2 separate regions of the Homo sapiens genome follow, and region 1 is linked to region 2. A link is an interaction called in ENCODE POLR2A ChIA-PET data of the cell type or tissue named here. Cell type or tissue: GM12878. All regions are shown on one strand. Links, peaks and the distances in the headings refer to the core of each region. The heading gives the core; the rest is flanking DNA. Region 1 has its middle 59 kb from the start of RBMS3-AS3. Region 2 overlaps RBMS3 (RNA binding motif single stranded interacting protein 3).

The links. ChIA-PET counts read pairs that join two places held together with the same protein. Peaks named below come from ENCODE experiments on the same cell type or tissue, not always from the same donor. Only the 100,000 strongest peaks of a DNase experiment are listed, where the experiment ranks them.
Region 1: POLR2A ChIA-PET joins it to region 2 with 5 read pairs; 2 of 35 experiments call an interaction of 5 or more read pairs at or near these places.

Annotation. Positions count from the first base shown.
Region 1 is chr3:29,218,773-29,224,159 of GRCh38, reverse strand. No RefSeq gene overlaps it. Among named protein-coding and RNA genes, the nearest start is that of RBMS3-AS3, 59 kb to the left of the region's middle. In GM12878, for the core only: no CTCF peak of the experiment used is centred there; no DNase peak of the experiment used is centred there.
Region 2 is chr3:29,751,303-29,756,689 of GRCh38, reverse strand. The region is part of intron 5 of RBMS3 (RNA binding motif single stranded interacting protein 3); the gene reads right to left. Among named protein-coding and RNA genes, the nearest start is that of RBMS3-AS2, 110 kb to the right of the region's middle. In GM12878, for the core only: no CTCF peak of the experiment used is centred there; a DNase peak (open chromatin) is centred at 2,156.

The DNA.
Region 1 (5,387 bases), core at 241-5,240, 530 kb after region 2:
AAGGGAGAATTGAGAACTGCCATTTTTTCTCATTTTGACCAAGATATATTGGATTAACTAAAGATACGAATAGCGATAAAACATTGAAAATTAAAGAAGGAAAGAAAGGGAAAATATCCTCAACATCTGAACTTGAAGTAAAAAATATTAGTCAATAGTTACATCTCCATCATTGTTAAAGAGACAGAAAGGAGAAATTCAACAACCTTATTTCTTTGGCATTCTTAGAATGATACAAAATTAATAAAAGATCTGTTAAGAAGTGCAATTAATATTCTTCTGGGGAAAAGATTGAGAGTTTATTCATTCTTCATAGCTGTTTTCTAATTCATCTTCCATTCTTAGACTAGAAACTCTTACTAAAATTAATGGTAGCTATTTGAGTGTAAGAAAAAGGACAGTATATTCTTCTACAAGCTGGGAAGTACTTAATGAAAACAATGAGGGAAGGGATTGTTTCTGAATTAAAAATAATTTCTAATGGCCACATCGCATTCTTAAAAATAAAATAACACTAAATACCTCATTATTTACCAGCATTATTACTGCTTTAGAGGAGTAAAATAACAACTTTCAAAAATTTCCTAAATTCACAAGCATTTATGAGTTACTAAACTTGAATATTACCGGTAGCACACACTAAAATTATTTCATCTATTCATATATTATTTGTGTTGGGAAAATTTTTATCACCACTACATTTTATTTAAATTTGCAATAAACTCAAGATTTTAGCTGCAATATTATAGTACTGTATGATTTTTAAATTATTACTAAATTTCTTGAATTTTGTGCTCAATGATGAAACAAAAGGACTATAGTCATTATAGTTATTGTAAAGAAGAAAAACATTTCTTCTAAATTAAAATATCATTAAATAATTCCCTTTCTCCTTTAGATATTATGAGGTTTCCTGTTTGGGGTTTTCTTTGGTTTGAGTCAGTTTACTGTAATTGAGGCCAATTTATTTTTAAAATAAGACTTTTTTTCATTTCTAAACATTTAAAAAAGTTTAATCTTGAAAATACAGAAAAATTAAAAGAAGAAAATAAATCACCAGTGTTTTCTCCGTGGCTCCTCTGAACACTGATGCCACATGATGAGATGGTAGAATTTCTAATGGTCTAATTGCCTGAGATACTATTTGGAGTAGAGTTCTCCAGGAAAGTAGGAGAGCAGAGCAATAAATAAATCTTCTTAAAATTAAACCACTAAAATGTCAGGAATATTTTGTTTCTATAGTAATATCTAGCTGATTCTGACAAATACCATCCCCAACTCTCACTCTATCAGCCTCTACAGAAGAGGGAAGAAGAGAGAGAAGGAGAAATGAGAGGGAAAGCCAGCCAGCCTGGATCCATTTGCTCTGTATAGGAAGATTTTGATGCTAACCTGTGCCACACATACTAAAGCATGAGAAGGCTTAGGTAAAGATGGTCGTAGTTCTAGGGTAAACTATAACCAGTTCTAGTACTACAAAATGAAACAAAAACCCAGGCCAAAAATTTCTGAGAGAATGTGTCAGACAATACAAAAGGTATCAATAATTGTAGTGATAATCACCAACAATGGCTGAGGGGACTATTTAACGCCAGATCCAGTTCTAACCATTTTGCAAATGTAAACATATTTATTTGCAAAACTCTATGAGGCAGATACTAATGCTATCTCCCATTATCAAATGAATAAACTGCGACACAGGGTGGTATGTAATTTTGCAATGTCACGTGAGTAGTGAATAACAGAGCTGAGATTTAAGTCCAAGAAGGCCGACTCAGGAAAATGTGCTCTCATCTACCAGGCTATGTTGCATTATGAGAAATTAGAATAATGCAGTTCTTCATATGAGAAAATGACACATTAATGGAGTTACCTATAAAACAGATGTAGATATATTTTGTATAGTAACTTATGGAGTATCCAATCCCATTGATTATATTTGCTTTAACCCTTGTTGACTTCCTTATATTTCTGACATGTTCCCCCACTAGAAAATAGATGCATTTCTAGCGGCAAAGCAGTAAGTGACAGAGGCTGAACAAGATGGAAGGAAAAACAAGGACCTTTGTTGTTGCTAACATGTCCCCTTCCATTTTGGGGGAGAGGGGGAAGCATAAAGGCTAGGAGTTTTGAAGGCAGAAAGACCTAAATTTGAATCCTGGATGTTATTGAGCAACTCATTTTATAAATGAAGAGACTGAGGTTCTATGATAATATTAAGCCTTGGTTTCTTCATTTGTAAAATAGTAATTAAAAAGTCTACCTCAGAGATTTACTGTGACATTAAATCAATATATTATGGGAGATGCTCATCACAATGACCAACAGATACAGTAGTGAACAGATTGCTAGTAAGAAGCCATCTGATTGAAACTTGTTTGGCAAAAGGGGAATCTATTAGCTCCTATGATTGCTGCTTTAAGAAGAGGCTGAAACTATTTACAATAGCAAAGACTTGGAACCAACCGAAATGTCCATCAATGATTGACTGGATAAAGAAAATGTGGTACATATACACCATGGAATACTATGCAGCCATAAAAAGAATGAGTTCATGTCCTTTGCAGGGACATGTATGAAGTTGGAAACCATCATTCTCAACAAACTAACACAAGAACAGAAAACCGAACACCGCACGTTCTCACTCATAAGTGGGAGTTGAACAATGAGAACACATGGACACAGGGAGGGGAACATCACACACTGGTGCCTGTCGGGTGTTGGGGGAAAGGGGAGGGAGAGCATTAGGACAAATACCTAATGCATGCGGGGCTTAAAACCTAGATGACGGGTTGATGGGTGCAGCAAACCATCATGGCACGTGTATACCTATGAAACAAACCTGCAGGTTCTGCACATGTAACCCAGAACTTAAAGTTTAAAAAAAAAAGAAATAAAAATGCTTCATCTGAGGGGACCTCTGTGCCAGCTTCCAGGAGCCTTGAGGTTCTGGGCATGGAGGGAGCTTCCGCGGAAGGACTGCCACAACAGGGACAGGTGTAGAGGGAAGATGGCGTTCTTCTTCCCTGACTGCTTCCTGTGCCCCTTGGATGGAGCCCCTAGGCTGTGTCCAGGGCTGTGTAAAATGCTGATTGGAATAGAAGTAAAGGGTAGAATGAGAAAGGGGCAGGGCGCAAGTCGCACTGCATCCAGGGGAAGGGGCAGAGCTGAGCTGAGCAGCGCTGTGAGTGGCTGAAAGTAGGAAATGGGAGGAAGTGAGGGGGACTTTAAAGGCAGAAAGATTTCATTTTAATTTATCCACTGCATGATACTGCAATAAAACTCTCCTCATATTAATAAATCCCCGAAGAAAAAAAAAAAAGGAAGAGGCTGAATCAGTCATCTTGGTCTGGTCTCTTACTATCTTTCAGCTCTGCTTCCTTCAGAAGCATCTCCATGCTCAGGCAAGCGTAACTCTCAAAGAGGCAAAATGTCTCCCAAAGTCTCCAGGACAATATTCTACTTCATAATTGTCCACAAGGAAAATGAAATGCCTCCTTGCCAGGTGGTCAAAGGAAAATCCTAAAAACGCTTCTGATTGAAATTGATTGATTTGGTTTCATGATGTGCCTATGTATAGTGCTCTATTGGCCAGACCTGGATGATATGACCACCTTGAGAACAAAAACTGGGATTAATTCTACCCCAAATCACATATTGAAATAGAAGAAGAATGAGTGTCCAAAAAAGGAAAAGAGGAATGAATGATGCATGAAAAGAACAACTAATATCAACTAAAACCAAACATTTATATTATAATTCATAAATAGATAAGGGGGACATTATGGAATTAGTAAAGTTCTTCTTGTCAAGATGAACTGATATTAATTGGTTAGACCTTAGAATACTGTTAAGGCAATGGCAAGAGTTACTTCTCAAAGCACTAAAATGCATGAATAGTAATAGTAATGAAGTGTTTTACAGAATGTAATTTTATAATATGAAAATACTTAATTTTGACCAGGTTAAAGCAAGCTAAGCATTGTAGAAATTAATGTATTTATTTATATTAAAAAATTTAAATAATGTATATACAGCATGAAACATTTTGTCTTAGCTAAATGCCATGGCCCTCAGTTAATCTGGGAGTAATACCCTTCCTGTTTTATTATAAGCTTTTTTTTTTTTTTCTGAGACAGAGTTTGCCATGTCGCTCAGGTTGGAGTGTAGTGGCACCATCTCGGCTCACTGCAACCACCACCTCATGGGTTCAAGCGATTCCCCTGCCTCAGCCTCTCAAGTGGCTGGGAATACAGCCATGGGCCACCACGCCTGGCTAATTTTTGTATTTTTGGTAGAGACGGGGTTTTACCATGTTGGCCAGGCTGGTCTCAAATTCCTGGCCTCAAGTGATCTGCCCGCCTCGGCCTCCCAAAGTGCTGGGATTACAGGCGTGAGCCACTGCACCAAGCCCCAAGTTTTCTTTTTAAAAAACTACATTCTTTCCAACAATATTCCAATGAGCCAAGCAGCTTACGAATGTAGGGAAAAGCCCACAACTCACAAGGGTACTTAGGGTTCTTTGGGTGGTTAAATACAACATGACAAAACATTTTAACAAGCTATATTGTTTTTTGTTGCATATTGGAAATAACTACTTATAATTTAAGAACTACTAATGAATGTTTTCATTTTCCAATTTTATGTTAAACAATGATTAGCAAACAACTATATACCCTGCAGACCAAATCTGGCCTGCCACCTGTTTTTGCAAATAAAGTTTTATTGGAATACACACCTATCTATTTACGTATTGTCCATGTTTTTTGCACTACAATTGCAAAATGGAGTGGTTGTGGCAGAGACTATATGACCCACAAGTCTAAAATATTTATTATTTAGACCTTTATAAAAAAAAAAGTTTGCTGACTCCTTATATGGACAAAATAGGCAAACTACATCAATGACTCTAGGTCAAAAAATTTTCAACTCTATAATATAGAAAAGCAAAATGTTCTTTTTCATGGTTCAATAATATTATGGCAGCTGTTTGTACAAGCCATCAATAGCATCTGTGTTTTTAAACGATTTTGTATTTGTTTTGCTAAATCATGGAATGTACCTTGTAATTTTAAAACTGCATAGAGATTTCTCTGCGTCCTCAGATAATTTGTAATCTAACAGCAAAAATACTTGGTTCTGAAACATTGCAATGATATTTGAGGACAGAATACCAGGAAACACCAATATGATATTCTGATGAATATTTATGAGCACCTCCACCTGGCCTTCAAGTTTTCCATGCTTCAGTGCTAATGTATTTGTGTCTGCATAGAGAAGTGTGTGTGTGTGTGTGTGTGTGTGTGTGTGTGTGTGTGTGTGTGCGTGTAGGCTGGGGAAAGGGAGAACTATTCTGATCCAACTTTTCATAAAATAACCACGTAGGT
Region 2 (5,387 bases), core at 174-5,173:
TTGGTGATATGGTTTTGCTGTGTCCCCAACCAAATCTCATCTTGAATTGTAGCTCCTACAATTCTCATGTGCCATGGGAGGGACCTGGTGGCAGGTAATCGAATCATGGGGGTGGGTTTTTTTTCTGTGCTGTTCTCATGATAGTGAGTAAGTCTGATGAGATCTGATGGTTTTATAAAGGATAGTTCCCCTGCACACACTCTCTTGCCTACTGCCATGTAAGACAAGCCTTTGCTCCCCCTTTGCCTTCCACTATGATTGTGAGGCCTCACCAGCCATGTGGATCTGTGAGTCCATGAAACCTCTTTTTCTTTATAAATTACTCAGTCTCAGGTATTTCTTCATAGAAGTATGAGGATGGACTAATACACCTGGGCACTCCATTTGCAGCTGGTGTGGAACTGAGCCCTTACACCTGTGAAGTCTCATGATGATCAGGTAGTTTGTGTCAAAACTGAGTTAAATTGTAGGACATCCAATTGATGTCAGAGAATTAGAGAATCGATATGCAAAAATAAGGTATTTGATGTCAGAAAAACCCACACATTTGGTGTCAGAAAAAAAGACATCACAGCAACCATGGAACAGAGTAAAAGAGCAGTTTTGTTCTTTAAATGAAGCCACTTTGCCATTATTCCTACCAAGCTGTATCAATTGCCAATCCTAAGGCAAAATAGTAGGTGCTGTTTATCACTGAACTTGCATTCTTTATTTTTAATAGTTAGGAGAAAAGAAAAATTATTTAACTTAATTTATACAGGGAGAGTGGTGTATTTCTGCTCATCCTTTCCTAAATGTCCTCTCTGTCCTGCTCTATGCCCCAAGGAAGTGACCCTTCTATCGACTGTGTAATCTTAGTTCTTTTGTTTACTGGTTTTCCATTGGGTTCTGCCTATGGAAGCTTGAAAGAAAGAACTTCAAAAGGCAAGAGTAGAGAGAAATCTGAGTGGTTTTCCCTCTTTGTCTCCCTGCTTTGGCACTTCTGTCTAGCAGGGGTTGCATCTCTCCCTGTCTACAGTCCTTCCAAGCAGGCCCTCCTCTGAGGCTCTGGCTCTCAATGAACTCTGGAAACACCCTTGTGGTTGCTCCTTGAGCTCTCAGGGTGGTAAACGTTTCCCTCTGTTGCTCCTCTCTGGGAACATCAACATCTCTTTGCCTTTACCTCAGTTCCCTTAACACTGCTTCTGTAAATATTTGGTAAATACTCCTTAATTTTCTTCAGTAGAATCATCTGGAGTGAAACTCTGCTTCCAGCCAGCATCTTGATGCCTACACCATAAAGCTATCAACAGCAGAGGAGTAAAAAAATTATCCCAAAGACTGTGTGTTTCAAGAAGCATGTAAGAGATAAAGTTTGCCTTATACTCCATCTAGAAACTACTTCTTTCACTTGGATTACCTGATTATCCCCAGTAGGGACACTCATCTATGTACTCACATAGATGCATAATTATCTAAGTATATTTTTTTAGCCAGACCAATGTTTCTAGAAGGAATTTTCATAAAGAAATGGCAGAAAATTAAACTTAAATAAATAATCTGAGATAAAGTGAAAATTAAGCATAGGTGTAGAAAAGTCATACCATTAATGACTCTGGAATACATTACCACTTTTAATCAATCTCCTAGCTACAGCCATATTTCATTCCTAGATATTATTGAGAAAAGAAAAATAGCTCAGAGCAGGTCAACTATGTGAGATATGCAACATTTATCAGGCCCAGAGAGACATAAGTACAGGGCTTCAGTCATGGCTGTCTCTCCCCTGAGTAGCCATGACTGGGGGCAATTGTTTAAGGCATTTTTGTTCCTGACCAGCTTTCTCACTCATTATCTTCATATTCCTAGCATTTGTGACACAAAGAGCAATGAATAACCAATTAATAGCTTATGTTATCTTAACGAAAAGTCTTGATAAACAACTTCTCTTCTTTTTTCCTTTAAAGACCCACTTGTAACTATTGCTAATTGGACTGTATATTCAGGGCAACATGAATCTAGGCTCCTGGGTGGCCATCTTCAAGCTTTGAGCTCATATAATCTCTGTACTTATGTTATTTAAGGTTGACATTTTGGTGACTCAGGTGGGACCTGAAACAGACTTTCAGTGATCTCCCTTGCTTTGCTGACAGCTGGAGTCCTGATATGAGCATAACTTTCATTCATCTGACCTCACTGGAGTCAGCGGAGGTCAGTCAACTGGGTAAGCCCTCCTCAGATTTGAATGCTCCATTCTTGGTTGAACATTCAGACCAATTCACTTTTTGAAACTGCACACATTCCTGCCACAACATGGTTGGAAATGAAGCTCTACTGTAAGGTAGGAGTTCCATTTGTTATTCTCTAGAGTCTCTGCTGATTGCAGATTTGTGACTTTCACTTTTTCTTTTTGAGCTAGTGTTATTTTGAATTAATTCTTAGAGTTTTCCCATCTTTTAGCCATGTACGGTGGCTCACGCCTGTGATCCCAGCACTTTGGGAGGCTGAGGCAAGAGGATCACTTGAGGTCAGGAGTTCGGACCAGCCTGGCCAACATGGTGAAACCCTGCCTCTATTTAAAATACAAAAATTAGGCATGGTGGTGGGCGCCTGTAATCTCAGCTACTCGGGAGGCTGAGGCAAGAGGATCCCTTGAACCTGGGAGGCAGAAGTTGCAGTCAGCCAAAATCGTGCCACTGCACTGTAGCCTGGGTGACAGAATGAGACTCTGTCTCAAAAAAAAAAAAAGAGTTTTTCAATCTTTTATCTCATTTAAAATTTTGGTCGGGGAAAAAATAGTTTCTCTCTGAAAAGAAAAAGTGTAATCTTACAGCTTAAGTGAAAAATTTGTAATCTTTAAAATTGGTCAGATTTCACAGCTCAGTTCAATTGACAAATCTAAACATTCTTCTTGGGTGACCAAAATTCCTCTCACTGGGTCTTTTTTATCATTCAAAAAGGAAATATGATTATGGGCAATCGTACTTCCATAACTGAGTCTAATAATAAAGATTTGCAAGAGCTGTTAGAAGTAGTAACTGACCTCTTTAGCTTTTAGGGTACCAGGGATTACTCTGTACTATGAGATACAACTTGAATTTTGTGTGTGCAATGGCTGACAAGTCACTGGCAAAAACTGTGGTTTCTGAAGCAGCTGAAATCAGTTACAGTGAATGATTATAAATGTACGGGGCTACTCATTTTTTCCGGTGTTTAGATAGAAAGACAGGTTTGAACACTTGAAGGTGGAGGAAACACTTCCCCTCAAGGCATAAAACTCCTCCTGTGGGAGGGTGGTCTGATCACAGAGTGGGCTGATGGGCATTGCTCACCTACCAGTCTTGAGGGAATGTATGCAGTGAGGTGCATTGTGGAAACATTGCATACCCCGGTCTTGTGGCATTTCTCTTTTCTGGGGGACCCGGGATTCAATGTAAAAGTGGGATCGTTCAATTTTAAATATCTAGGTGCACTGCCTGTTTTTCACATATGTAAACATTAGTCCCCAAAAACTGCAAATGCTTTCATTTTGCTATTCATTAAAGGGCTCAACCCTGAGGTTAGTAATCTAATCAATACATAAGCTAAGTTGAAAATACCAGCTTTCTGACTAGATTGGTCTCCAAAATATGACTTTCTGGCATTTAGGTGGCTATTTTGAAACTCTTTGTAAAATAAATATACATATATAACGGAAATCTCCATTTGTAGGAGCATCTCCCTTGCTCCACCTAAGCTACTAGAAACTTTTATGACAGGAAAAACAGTGCCTTAAAGTTTATAAAACCAACCTTACTTTTGTTTAAGATATTTTTGCTGGTAATCTTATCTTGACTGGGCCTTTACCTATGCCCTTCTTTGTCTCAGTAAATAAAGGTGTTTAGATCTAAGTTCTGTGCCTTTGGGAGGTAAATTTTCACCTAAGAGTCATGTTTTTGTGATTGTAAATTTAGGATAGCCTAGCTAATAATTGTTTAGGGCTTGAGAGTCTAAAGAGGAAAGAAACTATTTGCAAACTGGCAAATGGAGAACCTTATAAAGCTATTAATACAAAATTTGCTTCTATGTGTCCTGTATGTCTATATGTTTAAATGTGGCATGTGTATGTGACATTTTACTAGCAACATATATGAAGAACCTCCAATTAATTGTCTTAAAGAAAATGTAAGTGGTTAAATCAAATATTTTATCAGAAAAATAGAAACTACATACAGACAGGAGGCAGGGAAATACTGGGTAGAAGATGGTGGTTCCCCGGCGAGGGCTCCACCCTCAAGCCCAAAACCAATGCCCTAAATGAAAACTTCACATCCCTGTTTTCCCACCCAAATGTTGCCTTTTCCAAAACTACCCTGGCCGGCCCCACCCTCCACCCTGTACCCATAAAAACTCCAAGCTCCACTGGCAGGGAAGGAGAAAAGAGGAACCAGCTGGATATTAGAAAGAAGCAGCTTGACTTCAGAGGGATGGCTTGACAGCAGAATTTCATAGAAGAGTTCTGCCACAGATGGCCCAACTCCAGGGGAAGATTATCTTCCCACTATATTGCCCTTCCAGCTCCCCTTCCTGCTGAGAACTACTTCCACCACACGATAAAATCCTCTGCATTCACCACCCTCCAAATTGTTCGTGTGACCTCACTCCTCCTGGATGCCAGACAAGAACTGAGGTGAGGGGGAAGAGGCTGTCACACTAACTCCCCATTGAGCTGTTAAACACTTAAGCCATCCATGGATGACAAAGCTAAAGGACCACACCATAACACACATCCTCTGGGGCTCCAGGGGTCGTAGGCAACCCCTAGGCGCTGCCATGGGCCTGTACAGTGTTTGTTCCTGCAGGCACCCAAAGGCACTTGCCCCGGCTCCTGCACCAGCTCACCTGCGTGCTAACCCTCCCACAAGGGGTTTGAGTGCTGCGGGCTGCCTAACCGAGCCGCCCCTTTGTGAGTCCCACAAAGGTACCAAGGGAACTATCCTGTCTCAAAACCAGCTCAAGTGCCTTTTAGTTCACATGATTTGAGTAAATCTTTAAGACTAGTTTAATATTGTTGGTTTAGTGAAAATAGCTGTCTTCTGATCAGGAAAATACCTATGTATTTATCCATAGAATTTTTGCTTAGGTAGTGGCAAAACATTTTAAGCACGTTGTAGAGGGTTTGTGGAAGATTAATCTTGGGAAAGAAATTTTGTGTGTGTTCAAGTTGTCTAAAATTAGAAATTATTTATATGTTTTTCTAAAAACTGAGCATTAATATCAAAAGCACACTGATGTAAGGCCACAGTCTGTGCCCCTATGTTGCCACAGGGTTTTCTCAAAATACTGATCATTTTTAATAGAAAATTACAAAAGGTTATAAAAGGTTTATGGAAATCTTATTTTGTGAGGTCAAAGCTGATTGAGATTGG